Regions from separate parts of the Homo sapiens genome. Here all the other regions are linked to region 3. The links are chromatin loops, found by intact Hi-C in ENCODE. Cell type or tissue: endothelial cell of umbilical vein. All regions are shown on one strand. Each heading gives the region's core, and the rest is flanking DNA. Links, peaks and the distances in the headings are about the cores only. Region 1 overlaps GABBR2 (gamma-aminobutyric acid type B receptor subunit 2). Region 2 overlaps GABBR2 (gamma-aminobutyric acid type B receptor subunit 2). Region 3 overlaps GABBR2 (gamma-aminobutyric acid type B receptor subunit 2).

Region 1 (5,030 bases), core at 604-4,603, 190 kb before region 3:
TTTGTAGCTTCTTCCATGCTTATTGATTTTGGCTTTATACTCCTTAAATGGATTTAGTAACATATTTTCTCAAAAATAGTCCATTTCTTTGGGATCTTCAAATTTATTAGCATATATTTCAGGACAATTTTTAAAGCCTCTGTTTTTTTGTTATAGGCCCTTTCTTGTTTTTCCCACTTTTCCCCTTGATTAGATAGTTTGCTTCTTTTATTGATGTAATTGTTATTAACATCTTAAATTCTGTGGGAAAGAAATGGTTACATTTTTTATTATTTTTTCAAATGAAATTAAACCTGGATCAAGCACTCCATCTGCCAGATACACTAGGGTCAGTGTCTCTGTCTTGAAGTACCACCCCTCTCTAAAATGACCAACAACTCTGGTGGGTTTTCTAATAGAAAGCTGGGAGAGCCAGCATTCTGCAGCCCTTGCTTCCTGCTGCCACTTGAGTGTGCTGTGGACACTGGTCCCACTGGTTACTGCTGCTAATCTAGGTTCCCGGTTGCACTTCCTAGCATCCTCAAGCCCCTCCTGTAGATCTAGAACTTCTGTTGGCTTTTTCTTTTCGGATATCCACATCCCCACAGGTCAGAGAGGGTTCCTCTTAGAGCTCTACTCCCAAATGGTCCTGTTATTCCATTTTGCTACGTAATAGAGCTACACGTTTATCCTCCTTCTTAAAGCAGCTACTTGATTGCTTGAGGCCGTGGGGGAGGTCTACTTGCTTCTCCTTTAAAGATTACTCATCTTTTCAGACATTTCTCTTGCTAAAGAAGATAGCAGAAAAACACAAGTTAAGTCTTCAGTAGAGCATCCCATTATCTTGTTTTTTAACCAAAGGACCAGCTCTTGGATTCTTACTGGCTGTGCTTTGATTTATCTACTTCTTAATTTATTTTCTTCTGCTTTTCTCCTGAATAATACCTTCCCTTTATATGTAGGTTTCTTTCACCATTCTTCTTCTAATTTCTTAATTTGCATATTTATTTTTTACTCTTGTTTTGGTTGCTATTAAGCGTAGTTAAGCATATAAATGTCTTTGATTACAGCTTTGATGAAATCCTATAGTTTCAGCTAAATAATATCTCATCCTCATTATAATAAAACTATGCTACAATTGTACTTTAAGTTTAAAATATCGGTCTTCTACTTCCCTAAGTGCCAACCTAGAAATGCAACAATATCTATTGTAAGTTACATAAATCAGTACACTTGTTTACTCTCCATCCCTCACTGCCTCTAATTCTGTATTGTTATAATCTGAGTTTTAATTTGATTTTACTCTTTACATTGTGGATATGCTTTTTTCAGTTGCTATTTGAGATGTTCACTTTATTTTGAAACTATACTACAATAACTATGATTTTAAGATTCAAATCCATATTTACATGACTAATTTCTTCTGACATGAGTCAGTTTCATGAGTTATGTCTTTTGATTTATCTCTCTGTGGCATGAGTACATCTTTTGTTTTTCAGGAAGGTCATATGAGTTTTATATCTATGCCCTTGCATAAATCACAATTTCTCTCTGTAGCTTTGCCTATGAATGACAAGTTATCTAAGTATAAATTTCTATGATCATAAGCTCTCTAGACATTACATCAATGTTGTAATAAAGTCTGATGCAGTCTGATTTGGTTCCTTTGGAGATAAAGTTTTTTAGTCGCCTGTACCAGTTGCTTGTAGGATTCTTTCTTTATTTTTGATACTCATAAAGAAAAAATGGCACATAGCTGATTTTTGTTTTGTCTAAAATATGATTACATTTTTATTCGAAGAATCTGGTCTTTCTTCTGATTGCATTAGTTTTCTTTTATTATATCTTTAATTATTACTCTTTTGTTCTGATATCTTTTTTAGAAATATCAATAATTCATGAGTGAGCCTTTGTAGTTTATTCTCCATATTTTTGTTTTCTCTCTGGTCATTTTAATCTTAGTCCTTTTCCTTCACATTGTGAGAGAACATCTCAAGACTGTCCTCCACAATATTCATCAGTTTTTTTTTACAATTAAATTCTGCTCCTTGTTGCTTCTAATGCTTCTTAAAATTCTCATAACATTATTCATTTCCAGTCATTATTATATTAACTATGCCTGGTTTCTTTTATCTCAGTTTCTTTTCTCATATATTTTATTTTTTAGATTTAGAATCCAGATTTTATTTAACCTCCATGAAATACAAAATGGGTATTACAATTTACCTTTATTTCCTACAGCAATTCTTTTTAGAGATGATATTCTTTCTTTGCTTGAATTCCTTGTTTGTTTCCTTTATGTTTCAGAAAGTTTTCATAGGTTCCATATGCATTTTATGCCTTCTATGACCTGGTATTCGCTTACAGCATGGGTGAGTTCTTCTTGAGTCCCCTCATTGTTTTATCTAGATGCTGTTAGATTCTTCACCTTGGATATTCATCTGGAAGACTGGATGATAACATTTTATATGACCAGCCTAGGGACAAGCAGCCAAGGGATTAGGAAACCATTTGGTGGTGTGGGCCTTTCTTGTTTAAATGGTTTCTTCATGAGTTTGTCAAACAGCTGCTCCAGATGTGCAGAGATCCCCCTGGCCTCTGACTTTGTTTACTTGCCTGCTGTGTCTGCAAGGTGCCTAGGCCTGTCCTGGGGAAACTGGACTTCAATAGGCTTTGCTTGTTCGTAGATCTAATGACCCAGCCACTCCTGAAGGCTGTTGGGTTGCAGGGTGATAGGTGGACTCCTTAGTGAGAGGTAGGCCCTGCACCCTTCTGTGGCCCAGCCTCCCCTCCAGTACTTACTCACCCATCAGAGGCTGTGAGGTCAGTCTCGTCAGCACATCCACCCTCCCTGCAGCACCGCACTACTTTCTCAGGAAGGAGAGCCATGAGTCAGTCTTCAATCTGGTTCTGTTGGCACTGTACCTAGCAGAAATTCCTCAAAGTTGGTGGCATATTGATGGCACTCTTTCCTATTTTCCAAGGCTGAAGCAGATTCCCCCCTATTTTTATATTCCCTTGGTCCTTTCTGTCACTTTCAGAAGGAGGTAGCTTAGGTGGGAGTTGGACATCTGTGCTTAGCTTTACCATCTTTCTCAAAAGTTTCATAGTTAACATTGTTTCCTATACTTTGTACTTTGGTATATAGACATATGAGATTCCCTGAGCATTTCCTGTTCCATGGCCCCCCTTTTAAAATTCCTCATTTATATTGGCTTTCTTCATATCTGGTTTTATAGTTTTTCCTGGGCACTTTTCCTCTCCTTCTCAAGTTCCAGTTTAGCATCCTCTCGATCAGATGGAGAATTCTCCTGCCAAACATGGTGTTGCCAGTCTTGGGGCAGTGAGTTCTGTCCCTTGCCAGGGACTCATCATCTGGCGTCCTGAGCCACATCCTGGCCTTCAGCAATATTGATGGAGTTTCCCCACATCCTCCCTTCTCTGCCAAAGTTATGCCCTTTAAGTGGAAACAGAAGAAACCATTCCCCTGCCTCCAAGTTTCCATCCCCTTTGAAAGCCTTGTGCTTCACTAGAGAGCCATTTTGGATTTCTTCTGGCATACCCAGACCCTCCTGGGTGAGTCAGCAGACGTGGGCAGCAGGCGTTGTGGGGAGGGGGTTGCAGAGGCTCCTCCATCACTGCTTGGCTGCCTGCCCCAGGAAGACAGCACATCACACAATTTGCCATATCAAGTCTGTGAACAGCTGCCTCCCTACCCTCCGTGGGGAGTCACCAAGCTCCACACATCTGCTCCTTCCGGGGGTGGTGAAAAGATTTCTCCCATCACAGGCACCTATGAATCCCCCTTGGGGTTTCGTGAGGTATAGAGTAGCATTCTCCTGCAGAAAGCCCATAGCCAGCCTTCATGAGAAGATATACCTTTCAGGATTTAGTATCAGTGGCATCACCATCACTTCCTCTCCTTCCCCCAATCCCATGGCATGTTTTCCACACCTCCCCTTCTTGACTTTGTCATTTCTGATAATGAACACTGCCATTTATTGAACCTTAGCCATGGTAGACACTTAGCGTATATTAGCTTACCTTTTCAAGAACTCAAAGACAAGTTGTGGTTATGCCCTTTTAACAGACAAGAAAAAAAGCTCAGAGAGTTTCCTTACTCACCCAAGGTAGCCCAGCAGTGGGGACATAGCTAGCATGCTAGTCTAGAGTCACCTGACTCGAGTTCATGCTTTTGCCTCTCTCCCACAGCCTTCCTAGAGGGAAAAATAGAACCATAGGCTCTTTATCCTGAGTCTAGAACAGGGGTTTGCAAACTGTGGCCTATGGACCAAATGCAGCCCCTTGTTTTCATAAATAAAGTTTTATTGGAACATAGCCACACCCATTCATTTGCACATTGTGTATGGCTGCATTTGCAACGTTGTTGGGAAAAAACATGTAAGTCCTGCAAGGCCTAAAGTATTTACTATCTGACCCTTTACCAAAAAAAAAAAAAAAAAGTTGCCGGCTCCTAGTTTCCAGCATAGGCTATTGTAGAAAGAGATAGACTTTGAAGTTGAATCCCAGGCTCCCTACATCCTAGCTGTGTGACCTTGGGCAGTTGACTCAACAGCTCTGAATCTCATTTTATTTACCCATAAACTGGTCATAATTGTACCTTTTGGGTTTACACCCATGCCCGCAAGGAGTGATATACGTTTGAGGGCTCCACATATGACAGGCACTCAGTAAATGAGTCCCCACTGTTGCTCCGGCCTTTCCCGTCTATCACGGATGTGCAGACTTCTCTAATTTTTCTCTTCCCTTCTGGAGCATTCTGGCAGTTCTGCCTAAGAACCCTTGCTCTTCTCTGATCACTGGAGCACAGAGAAAGCACAGATGCTCCTCAAGCCTCCCCCTTGAAACGCTGGGCACCAGGTGTTAAGTGACACCCACCTCAGGCAGATGCATAGGGTGTCCTGTGGTCTCATTCATTCCCTCATTCAGCCAGTGCTGACTGAGCCAGGCCATTATGCCAAAATCTGACAGGGGCTCAGACAGAGCCTTCAGGCCCTTCAGTTGCTCACAGCCCAGGGGCAGATGGACAG
Region 2 (5,030 bases), core at 448-4,447, 270 kb before region 3:
GCAGGGAGGACAGGAGTTTGGTTTGGGGCATGGTGAGCCACAGCCCCTGACATCCACGTGCTTCTGTGTCCCCTTCATTGCCAAGTGCAGCCTCCGTGTCTGGGTTTCTGATCTTGGCCATGGCCCCTCTGCCCTTTTGGCTTGTGGAAACAGCCTCCCAGTGCTTCGATGGCAAGCCCTCTTCAGAACCACTAGTGCCACTGCCCAGTGTCCTGGCCCTGAGCCTGGGTTTGGAGCTCTCAGCGTCCACACAAACTGAGTAGGGTAGCAGACGGGGCATCACAAAGACTTTGAGGATGTAAGGGCTGTGCCACTGGCACCCAAGGAGCCTGGAGCCCAGCTCTGCCCCAGGCCACTCCCAGCAGCCCCACCCTTCTGAGGGGGCCGAAAGCTGGAGGCCCTGAGCACCATCTCCCCTGAACCATGCCTTGCTCACTGCTAAAAACCCACCTTGGAGCCCTGCCCTTCAACCAGTTTTGCCACTCATTGCTTAGGGCTTAGGGCTCAGCCCACCCAGATGGGTTATAGCTGGGAGGGGTTAGGTGCTCTGTTATGTGGAAAAATCACCCAATGAAATGTCAGGAGACCATTCCCACTCCTCCCCGACGTTCACTTGAAATATGGGCATGCTTTGGATTTCATAGATGGAAGGGTAAGGGCATTCGAGGTGCGAGAAACTGCAGGGAGGTGAGGAGCAAAGGCACAGAAATGGGAAAAGATAAATTCTGCTTGGGAAATGCCAACTGCAAGATGACTGTGATGTAGGGCACCTGAGGTGGGTGACAGAGGGGCTGGAAGGGGGAGTGGGGGCAGAATTCAGGCTGTCTGGGATGCCAGTCTGTAAGAGATGGAACAATGGTTTTATAAGAAATGATTCTATGTCAATTGCAGAGATTCTCCACTGATGCATGTTGTTTGTACATTTTTTTATATCACAACATCGTTTATTATGTGAATTTTTTACAATACAAACAAAAAATACAGAAATGCAATATATGATTACAGCTAAATGCAGAATGGTGACTTTTTTCTCTTCAAGAGGCCGTGATTCCCATTTCTAGTAAAATTAAGAGACTGCATATAGGTAGAAACAGGTTGGTCATTAGCTTCACAATTTTGCCTAGAAATGATCTATAAATGCATTTTCCCCCTGCTACTTACCATAAAGTGTAAAAAGGAGTTAAAGAAAGTTTCCTTGTTGGTTCCTACCATATGAAAGATGCTATATTCTATTTCAGCAGGGCCAATATGTGAACACTATCTAAATTAAATGTTATTACAAAAATGAAGTAGTAATGAGATTCTGGCTAAAGAGTGCACTAAATGAGAATAATATATATTTAAAGAATCCAAAACAAACAAAAAGAAGTTGTTATAAAAAAGCTCTAGGTGCACTGTAAGCATATAGGGTTTTTTTTCCATGTGTATTTTTAAACAATGGAAGTGTCAAAACATAGGGTCAACTGTGTTAGACTAAATTACATTATTGTATATACTGCATTGAATGGAACCTTTGTATTATAATTATCATAGAGAAGCATAGTTTGCATCATATTATGGCCTTTTATCCTCAATGAAAACCTTCCAGAGTCCTTTTATTTTGGAATATCTTGTAAACAATCAAACCGTCAGAACATGATTATACAACAGTAAAATGTTATCTTGCATTCAACTGAAGATAATCTGTTTAATAAAAAAAGAAAAAGAAAAAGTAGGAAAAGTAGAGCTGTTACTTTCTAAGTACACAACACCCTAGACAATTGACGGCATCTTAATCTCCATCAAGAACAACAACAACAAAAATAATGTGTGTCATGCTCTTAAATCCATCATTATAGATAAAACTGGCTCAAATTGGTCAAACGGATCCAACAAACACTGATGTCCAAGCTGGCATATTGGCAACTAATACGTAACTGGTGGTCAATAGAGAGTTTAAAAGATCTTCCTTTCTTCTTGTTCTTTTCCAAGGTTCTCGAAGAGTTCGTTGTTCTAAAATACGTTGTTGAGCTTCCCAGTTTGCTTTCTCATCCTCTAACTGATGACGTTTTTCCTCTAATTGTTTATGCTGTGCTTCCAAATTCCTTTTCATTTGCTCATGGTGCCGCTGGAGCTCAGCTTCAGAGTTCTTCAGTTTTGAACTTTTTCTTTGACCTTCATCTCAAACACCTGCTCCATCTCCAGCTCCATCTTCTTCATTTTAGCTACATGCTCCCTTCTTTCTTCTTCCATTTGTGCCGGAGGGCTCTTGGTCAGCTGCCCTTTATTCTTGTTGTTATCAATTCCATTATAAGTCACAGCTGCCAGTTTTCTGCTTCTGTAGTTCTCATAGTGGACATTATTAGTAACCTCTTTCAAGTCCTGCATGTGTGTTCTTATCAACATATTTCTTAGAATTGTAAAATCACAGTGTTCACCATTTTCAACTTCAGCAATACCCCAAGGATGCTGCTTTCCTCTGATCATTTTGCCATTAACTTTGATGATAGTATTACTACCTACCACACCAACAGGTAAATGGTCCTTTATCTTTTTAACAAGTTTATTTTCTTCTTTATTATGTTTCTAGAAATTCATATATTTTAATTTTATGTTCTTGGGTTTCTTTCATTATCTGTTTTTTAAACTGTTAGCATTCCTCTGGTGTGAGTGTGTCTTCTGTGGCAATAAGTGAGATGATACTGTTTCATGCAAACGCTTCATAAACTCAATATTCAATGGTTTAAGTCCATGTCCTGAAGGAGCAATGAAGTATAAACAACGCTACACCGTTATCAGGCATCTGACGTCCGTTCACATGCGATTCTGCATTTACGTAGTCCTCAAGTTTATTATCAATGTAGTCGATTGTAAGGCTGCCAGCAATTACTATTATCCACTGCATCTCCAAATCCTGGGGTATCAACTATTGTGAGCAGCAACTGAACACCACCTTCTTTGATTAAAACTTTGGATTGTTCCACCCACTACCATAGCGTGAATCAAAACCAGATCTCTTAACTGATTTTCTGTATACTTGGTTTGGGAGATTGGCAAATCCCACATAGCCTTCAGGGGTCTTCTGTTGAGCTACCGAGCGACATGGGGCGAGCAGCGGTTTGGATGCAGGCGGAGCCGCGGGCAAGCAGGAAGAAGATGATTCTTAGGTCTGAATGCCTAGGAATTCATGTGGATCAATCAGACCTCCCATGGTGCTGCTGTGGACGCTTCTCTCCTCAGCAGCAGTGGCTCTCGCACTGTTTGTACTTTTTTTTTAAAAAAGGAAAGTTATCATAAAAAAATGATAATAGGTCAGGCACGGTGGCTCATGCCTGTAATCCCAGCACTTTGGGGGGCCGAGGCGGGCGGATCACTTGAGGTCAGGAGTTTGAGACCAGCCTGACCAACATGGAGAAATCCTGTCTCTACTAAAAATACAAAATCGACCGGGCATGTTGGCACATGCCTGTAATCCCAGCTACTCGGGAGGCTGAGGCAGGAGAATCGCTTGAACCTGGGAGGTGGAGGTTGCGGTGAGCCAAGACTGTGCCATTGCAGTCCAGCCTGAGCAACAGAGTGAGACTCCATCTCAAAAAAAAAAAAAAAGAAAAAAAAAAGATAATAGACACCACAGTGCTTCTGATGTGCCAGGCATTATTACAAGCAGTTTGTATGTATTTACCCTTTAAATCCTCACATGAGGTGGGACTGTAAACTAGTTCAGCCATTGTGGAAGACAGTGTGGCGATTCCTCAGGGATCTAGAACTAGAAATACCATTTGACCCAGCCATCCCATTACTGGGTATATACCCAAAGGATTATAAATCATGCTGCTATAAAGACACACGCACACGTATGTTTACTGCGGCACTATTCACAATAGCAAAGACTTGGAACCAACCCAAATGTCCCTCAATGATACACTGGATTAAGAAAATGTGGCACATATACACCATGGAATACTATGCAGCCGCAAAAAGGATGAATTCATGTCTTTGGTAGGGACATGGATGAAGCTGGAAGCTATCATTCTCAGCAAACTATAGCAAGGACAAAAAACCAAACACCGCATGTTCTCACTCATAGGTGGGAATTGAACAATGAGAATGCTTGGACACAGGAAGGGGAACATCACACACCGGGGCCTGTAGTGGGGTGGAGGGACGGGGGAGGGATAGCATTAGGAGATATACCTAACGTAAATGACGAGTTAACGGGTGCAGCACACCAACATGGCACATGTATACATATGTAACAGACCACGTTGTGCACATGTACCCTAGAATTTAAAGTATAATAAAAAAAATCCTCACATGAACTCGAGGAGAACAGTTCCATTATCCCGAATTACAGGTGAAGAAATGGGATGCTACGAGGTTAAGTGATGTGCTGGAGTCTCATGACTAGTCTGCTTATGTCACGCAGTTTGAAGCCTCAGTTAAAGAAAGATGTGAATGTGCAGGGTATCCTAGAGGCACTCCTTGCCATAGCCCCAAATGGCAGCAGCAGTCCCTAGACCCTTAGAAGATCCATTAAGAAAAGGAAGTGGGCCCCTGAGGAATCACGGTGATTGCCGACCTCAAGCTGGGCTTGTGGGTTTCCCCATCACGTTCATGTGGGCATACAGTAGCTCTGTAAGGCAGGTGAGAGTCCGTAGCCTGAGATACAGATGCAAGCTTAGCCTCAGGGTGGCGAGTGGCCCACTGCAGATCTGCAGTACCGTCCTGGGGAATGGCAGCTTATACCAAGGCCACCTTGCTCCACCCTTTCTGAAAATCCCCGTGTTCATGCTGAGAGCTGTGCTCCCCTTGTTGCCTCCAAGCTCTGGGGCTCACAGCACCTGAGACTGGCAGGGCAGGTGCAGTTGGAAACCTGACCTGGGGATGGCTACTCCGCTGTTGCACTGTACATCCCTGTGGAGGCCTCAACAGAAGGAGAGGGGCATTGCTGCCCTGGTTTCGTCTCATGGGCACACCCTGACTTGTTCTGCCTTTTGGCCTTGCCATGTACGTATCTTGTCTCCTGGCTGATGGCAGCTTCCATGTCATTA
Region 3 (5,030 bases), core at 545-4,544:
CTTTCAGCAATTTTTTTTTCTTCCGAGATGGAGTCTCACTCTGTCACCCAGGCGGGAGTGCATTGGTGCAATCTTGGCTCACTGCAACCTCCGCCTCCCGGGTTCAAGCGATTCTCGTGCCTCGGCCTCCTGAGTAGCTGAGGTTACAGGCACCCACCACCATGCCTGGCTAATTTTTGTATTTTTAGTAGAGACAGGGTTTCACTATGTTGTCCAGGCTGGTCTTCAACTCCTGACCTCAGGTAATCCACCTGTCTTGGCCTCCCAAAGTGCTGGGATTACAGGTGTGAGCCACTGAACCCAGCCTTCTTGGTGGATTCTTTAGAATTTTCTACCCATAAGATTATATAATTTGCAAATAGAGAGTTTTGCTCCTTTCATTCCAATTTGTATGCTTCATATTCCATTTTCCTGAATAGCCAAAAAATTCTCGGATAGACTTTCAACCTACTTATATCTTTGAATCAAAAGTGAGTCACATATACAGCAAATATAGTCAGATCATGTTTTTTTTAATTCATTCTGCCAATCTCTGCATTTCAATTGGAGTGTTTAATCCATTTTATGTAATTACTGGAAAGGCAGGATTTACATCTGCCATTCTGGAAGATACTTTTTTGTTTTTGAGACAGAGTCTCCCTCTGTCGCTCAGGCTGGAGTCAGTGGCGTGATCTTGGCTCACTGCAACCTCTGCCTCCTGGGTTCAAGCGATTCTCCTGCCTCAGCCTCCCGAGTAGCTGGGACTACAGGCACATGCCACCATGCCTGGCTAATTTTTGTATTTTTTAGTAGAGACGGGGTTTCACCATATTGGCCAGGCTGGTCTCAAACTCCTGACTTTGTGATCCACCCGCCTTGGCCTCCCAAAGTGCTGGGATTATAGGCATGAGCCACTGCGCCCAGCCAGATATCTTTTTTAAACGCACGACGTATCTTACTATTTTGCACTTAAAATTCTCCAATTTAAAATAAAACCCACACTTCTTACCTTGCTACAGGTCCTACACAATCCAGTCCCACTCCATATCTGACTTCATCTAGTTCCTCTCCCTGTGCTCACCCCAGTCTTTAGCCATGTGGGCCTTCTGTCTGGAGCTCTAACACTCCAACTTTATTCCCAACTTTGTGCCTTTGCATTCATGATTCTTCTGCCTGGAACGCTCTTCCTCCAAACCTTTTCAGACTCTTTCCTGTCATTCAGATCTAGCTTAAATGCCACCTCCCTGATCACCAGATCCTTAAATGTCCCCCAACATTCTTTCTCACCTCCCCTGTTTCTCCATCACATTGCTTATTCCTCGTTCTCTCATCTATATTCTATCATCCACTAGAATGTGAGCCCCATGAAACAGGGCCCTTAACTATCTTACTCAGAGCTCTTTCTCCATGGCCTTGCACAGGGCCAGACAGACACACAGCTCAATATATGTTGGTTGAATGGATGAGTGAATGAATGAACAAAGGAATGCGTGCATGAATGAATGGATGATGGACAAGCTTCCCTGGCATGATTCTTGTCAGCACTGACAACAGCTGAGTAGGTAATGTGGTTGCTCAGTAGCTGGATTGAACTATTGGATGAATATGTTGATACTAAAAAGAAAAATAAGTAATGTTTTAAAGGTGAAGAGGAAGTTTGGTTGTTGTTGTTGTTGTTGTTGTTGAATGATTTCAAAGAGAAACTTGACTCGTGGTTCTCAATCCTGCTACATCACCCAGAAAAGATCTTTTTGAAAATACCGGCCCGGGTCACACCCCCCAAAATATCTGATTTAACTGGCTTAGAAAGGGCCCTGTGCATCAGGAATTTTTTAAAGTTGCCATGGGTTCTGGTGTGCAGCCGGAGTTGAGATTCTCTGGTCCAGACTCTCACGAATCTCTAGGAAGGGCCCAAGACTGTACCTTGGATACCAGGGTGATAAATAGACTCAGGACAATAAATTTTTACGACTAGAAAGTAAAAGAAGAAAAGGCTGAATCCAGAAAATCTGAAGTCCAGTTGGTCCCTGCCAGCCAGAGATGATGATGATGACAAAAGAATTACAGACTCAGAGAGAGGCCCACCTGGGGAGTTCATGTGTGCAGACCCCAAAGAGCTACGCAGGCCCTCTGGTCTCATATTTTTCTGAAAATCTTTGTGTTAGCATTTGAACAATTGTTTCTCCAGTGGAAGAGAGAGAGCAAGGAAGAGGAAAAAAGGGAGGTTTCTATGAGGTTTCTATTTCTGCAGCATTGTTCATTGCAATGGGAAGACAGAGGGTGAGCAAGTTCCACACCAGAACTTTAGGCAGGTTTGTTTCTAAGTGCTCTACAATCACAAGGAAACCACTGACCACAGAAACCAACAGGGAAGAAAAAAGGACAAGGGAACCACAGTGTCCAGGCACCTCAGCACTCATGGTGGCTCGGAAAGGAACCGCCAGCCCTGTGGTGGGATGTTCATTCTTTTCTGCCCTTGTTTAGCTTGAAGTTTCTCCCTAAAGCGATAGTGGATTAAGCTTCAAATACTGAGTTGTTTTGTCCTTGACAAAGGATGAAACATTTAACATGCCCCAAAGATGCTCTGTTCATGTCAGAGGAGGCTGAGACAACCTGTGAACCACCCCTTAGGGGACAGCAGCCAGAAGAAACACGATCATTGCTGGTCCTGCCCAAATCTCACTTCCCAGCCCACCCACCCATACTCTTGCCCTTCTCTGGACTGGTACCCCAACTCCAGGCTTACCCTACTCACATGCAAGCACCCAATAGTAAGCAAACACGTACTATAATAATGACAACAGTGTCTCACATTTCAACAGCATGGCAAAGTTCACAAAGCACCTTGACATCCCCATTTTAGAGATTCATCAGAGGAAACTAAAGCTGAGTAGGTGACCTGACTGGCCTGAGATAACCTTGCTTGCTACGCATGAGAACTGGAACCCAGCCCAAGCCTTGTGGTATTGGATGAGTCAGTATCCCTTCCACTGGGATTGATCCATTCACACTTCCTGCTTCTTTTTGCATCCGTCCCTTTGTTTTCTTTTTCTTCATTGATGCTTTCAAAATTATTAGCTTCCAATTGTGCATAATGTTCTCTTACAAATGCTTAAATCTCTTTCACATCTGTGATTATCTGGTTGATGGTTCATGAGAGTGAACAGATATTCAAATCCAGCAAGTTTAGATCTGAGAGCTTCACCTTCCAGTCCCGCTTCATCCTTAGTACTAGATCTACTCAGCCTTCTTCTAGGATTTCAACAAAGCTGCATTGTCTTAGGAGTAACAATAGCAAAAATAATCATAGCAACAGCTTTTCTTGAGTGCATGCTATGTGGTAAGCACTGTTCCAAGTTCTTTGCTTTATCAACTCATTCAGTCTTCACAACAACCCCATGTGGGAATTACCATTATTATCCCCAGTCTACAGATGAGGAAACTGAGGCACAGAGGGGTTAAATAACATGCCCATGGTCACACAGCTGGTAAATATACAACATGTAGCCCTTAGTGGTTAAGCAAGTAGACTCTGGAGCTAGGCTTAACTCCAAATCCCAGTTCAGCCACTTACTGTGTGAAGTTAGGTTAGTGTACTGGGCTGAATTGTCATTCCCCCTAAACGATATATGCATCCTTACCCCTGGACCTGTGAAATGTGGCCTTATTTGCTAAAGGGGTCTTTGCAGATGTCATTATGTTAAGGGTCTTCAGAAGAAATCATTTTGGATTACCCGGATGGGCCCTAAACTCGATGACAGGTGTCCTTATAAAAAATACACATAGAGGGACACAGACACAGGGGAGAAGGCCATGCGGAGATGGAGGCAGAATGATGCAGCCACAGCATGGAATGCCTGGGGCCACCGGGAGCTGGAGAAGACATGGCAGGATTCTTCTCTTGAGCCTTCAGAAGGAGCACAGCCCAACGGACATCTTGACTTTGGACTTCTGGCCTCCAGAACTGTGCAAGGATTAATTGTCTATTGTTTTAAGCCGCCCAATTTATGGTAGTTTGTTACAACAGCTCTAGAAAATGAGTATCATTTCTGAGGGCTTCAGCCTTAAAATGGGCCTAGATAGGAGAAGTGCCCACTTTACTGAGCTTTGGGGAGGACTAGAAGGGATGCCTGTAAGATTTGCCCACACCCAGCACCTGGAGAGCACTTGATGAAGGTTAGCCCTCATACAGAGCATCATTTATTACCCGGCCTTTGGCTGCTCTGCCCTGAACCCTTGCAGAGCCCACGGAAGCCAGCCCTTCACATTGCCATCTTCTTGTGTCTGACTCGTTGCCACTGGGACCCCTGAGCCCAGCCCAGCGTGTTCCTGGCTCAGGAATCTCAGAGGAATCAAATCTGACTCCCAGACCCAGGCTGCAGAGGCCTCTCTGAGCCATTATTACCAGGGCTGCCAGAGCGAGACTATGAACATCCACATGTGGCGTTTTAATATTTTACCCAAGAAGTCATTTTCTTCCACGATTCAGACACAGAAGACTCGAAGAATTAAAGTGAGAAAGGTACTCAGGGCCTGCATGATTTCCGCCAATGGGCGTGGAGGATTTTCCTGTGTCTGTTCAGGCTCTTTCTTTCTTATCTGCGTCTTACAGCAGACGGGAAGCCAGCTGACGAGAGATTGCATGTTCATACCAATTATTAAAAATATATGGCAGGCTTCTGGAAATGCATTCACATGCCAAGGAAATAGAATGCAGTCACCAGCCCAGGCCCCTGCACTGTGTGCTTTGGAGGAACAGTGCGGCATCTGTAAACACAATGATACAAGGTTTTGGACCAGATTCTGCCACCTCCCAGCTGCGTGACCTTGGGTGAGTGACTTAACCTCTCTGAGCCCCAGTGCCCATAGGGGAAGTTCATTCCTCCCTCACAGGTTTACTGTGAGCGTCATTAACTGAGATAACATGTTCAAGTACCTAGTTCTGAGCCTGGCACATAGAAGGAGGTCAATCAGTCTGATTTGTTTCCACTCCCTGCCCCAGAATTTCCTGACTCCCTAAGAAAACTGACATAACTACCCTGCCAACCTCC

Evidence for each region. Peaks named below come from ENCODE experiments on the same cell type or tissue, not always from the same donor. Only the 100,000 strongest peaks of a DNase experiment are listed, where the experiment ranks them.
Region 1: a loop joins it to region 3, with 5 times the contacts of the local background. A loop is called at or near these places in 1 of 110 quality-filtered maps.
Region 2: a loop joins it to region 3, with 3 times the contacts of the local background. A loop is called at or near these places in 1 of 110 quality-filtered maps.

What each region holds. Positions count from the first base shown.
Region 1 is chr9:98,519,123-98,524,152 of GRCh38, reverse strand. The region is part of intron 3 of GABBR2 (gamma-aminobutyric acid type B receptor subunit 2); the gene reads left to right. Among named protein-coding and RNA genes, the nearest start is that of GABBR2, 190 kb to the left of the region's middle. In endothelial cell of umbilical vein, for the core only: no CTCF peak of the experiment used is centred there; DNase peaks (open chromatin) are centred at 1,472 and 2,852; H3K27ac peaks cover 2,965 bases.
Region 2 is chr9:98,605,039-98,610,068 of GRCh38, reverse strand. All of the region lies in intron 1 of GABBR2 (gamma-aminobutyric acid type B receptor subunit 2), which reads left to right. It also overlaps the pseudogene SEPTIN7P7. Among named protein-coding and RNA genes, the nearest start is that of GABBR2, 100 kb to the left of the region's middle. In endothelial cell of umbilical vein, for the core only: no CTCF peak of the experiment used is centred there; a DNase peak (open chromatin) is centred at 2,078; H3K27ac peaks cover 2,600 bases.
Region 3 is chr9:98,332,299-98,337,328 of GRCh38, reverse strand. All of the region lies in intron 13 of GABBR2 (gamma-aminobutyric acid type B receptor subunit 2), which reads left to right. Among named protein-coding and RNA genes, the nearest start is that of TBC1D2, 79 kb to the right of the region's middle. RefSeq lists a cis regulatory region at 4,574-4,591 and an enhancer at 4,511-4,655. In endothelial cell of umbilical vein, for the core only: no CTCF peak of the experiment used is centred there; a DNase peak (open chromatin) is centred at 2,948; H3K27ac peaks cover 2,739 bases.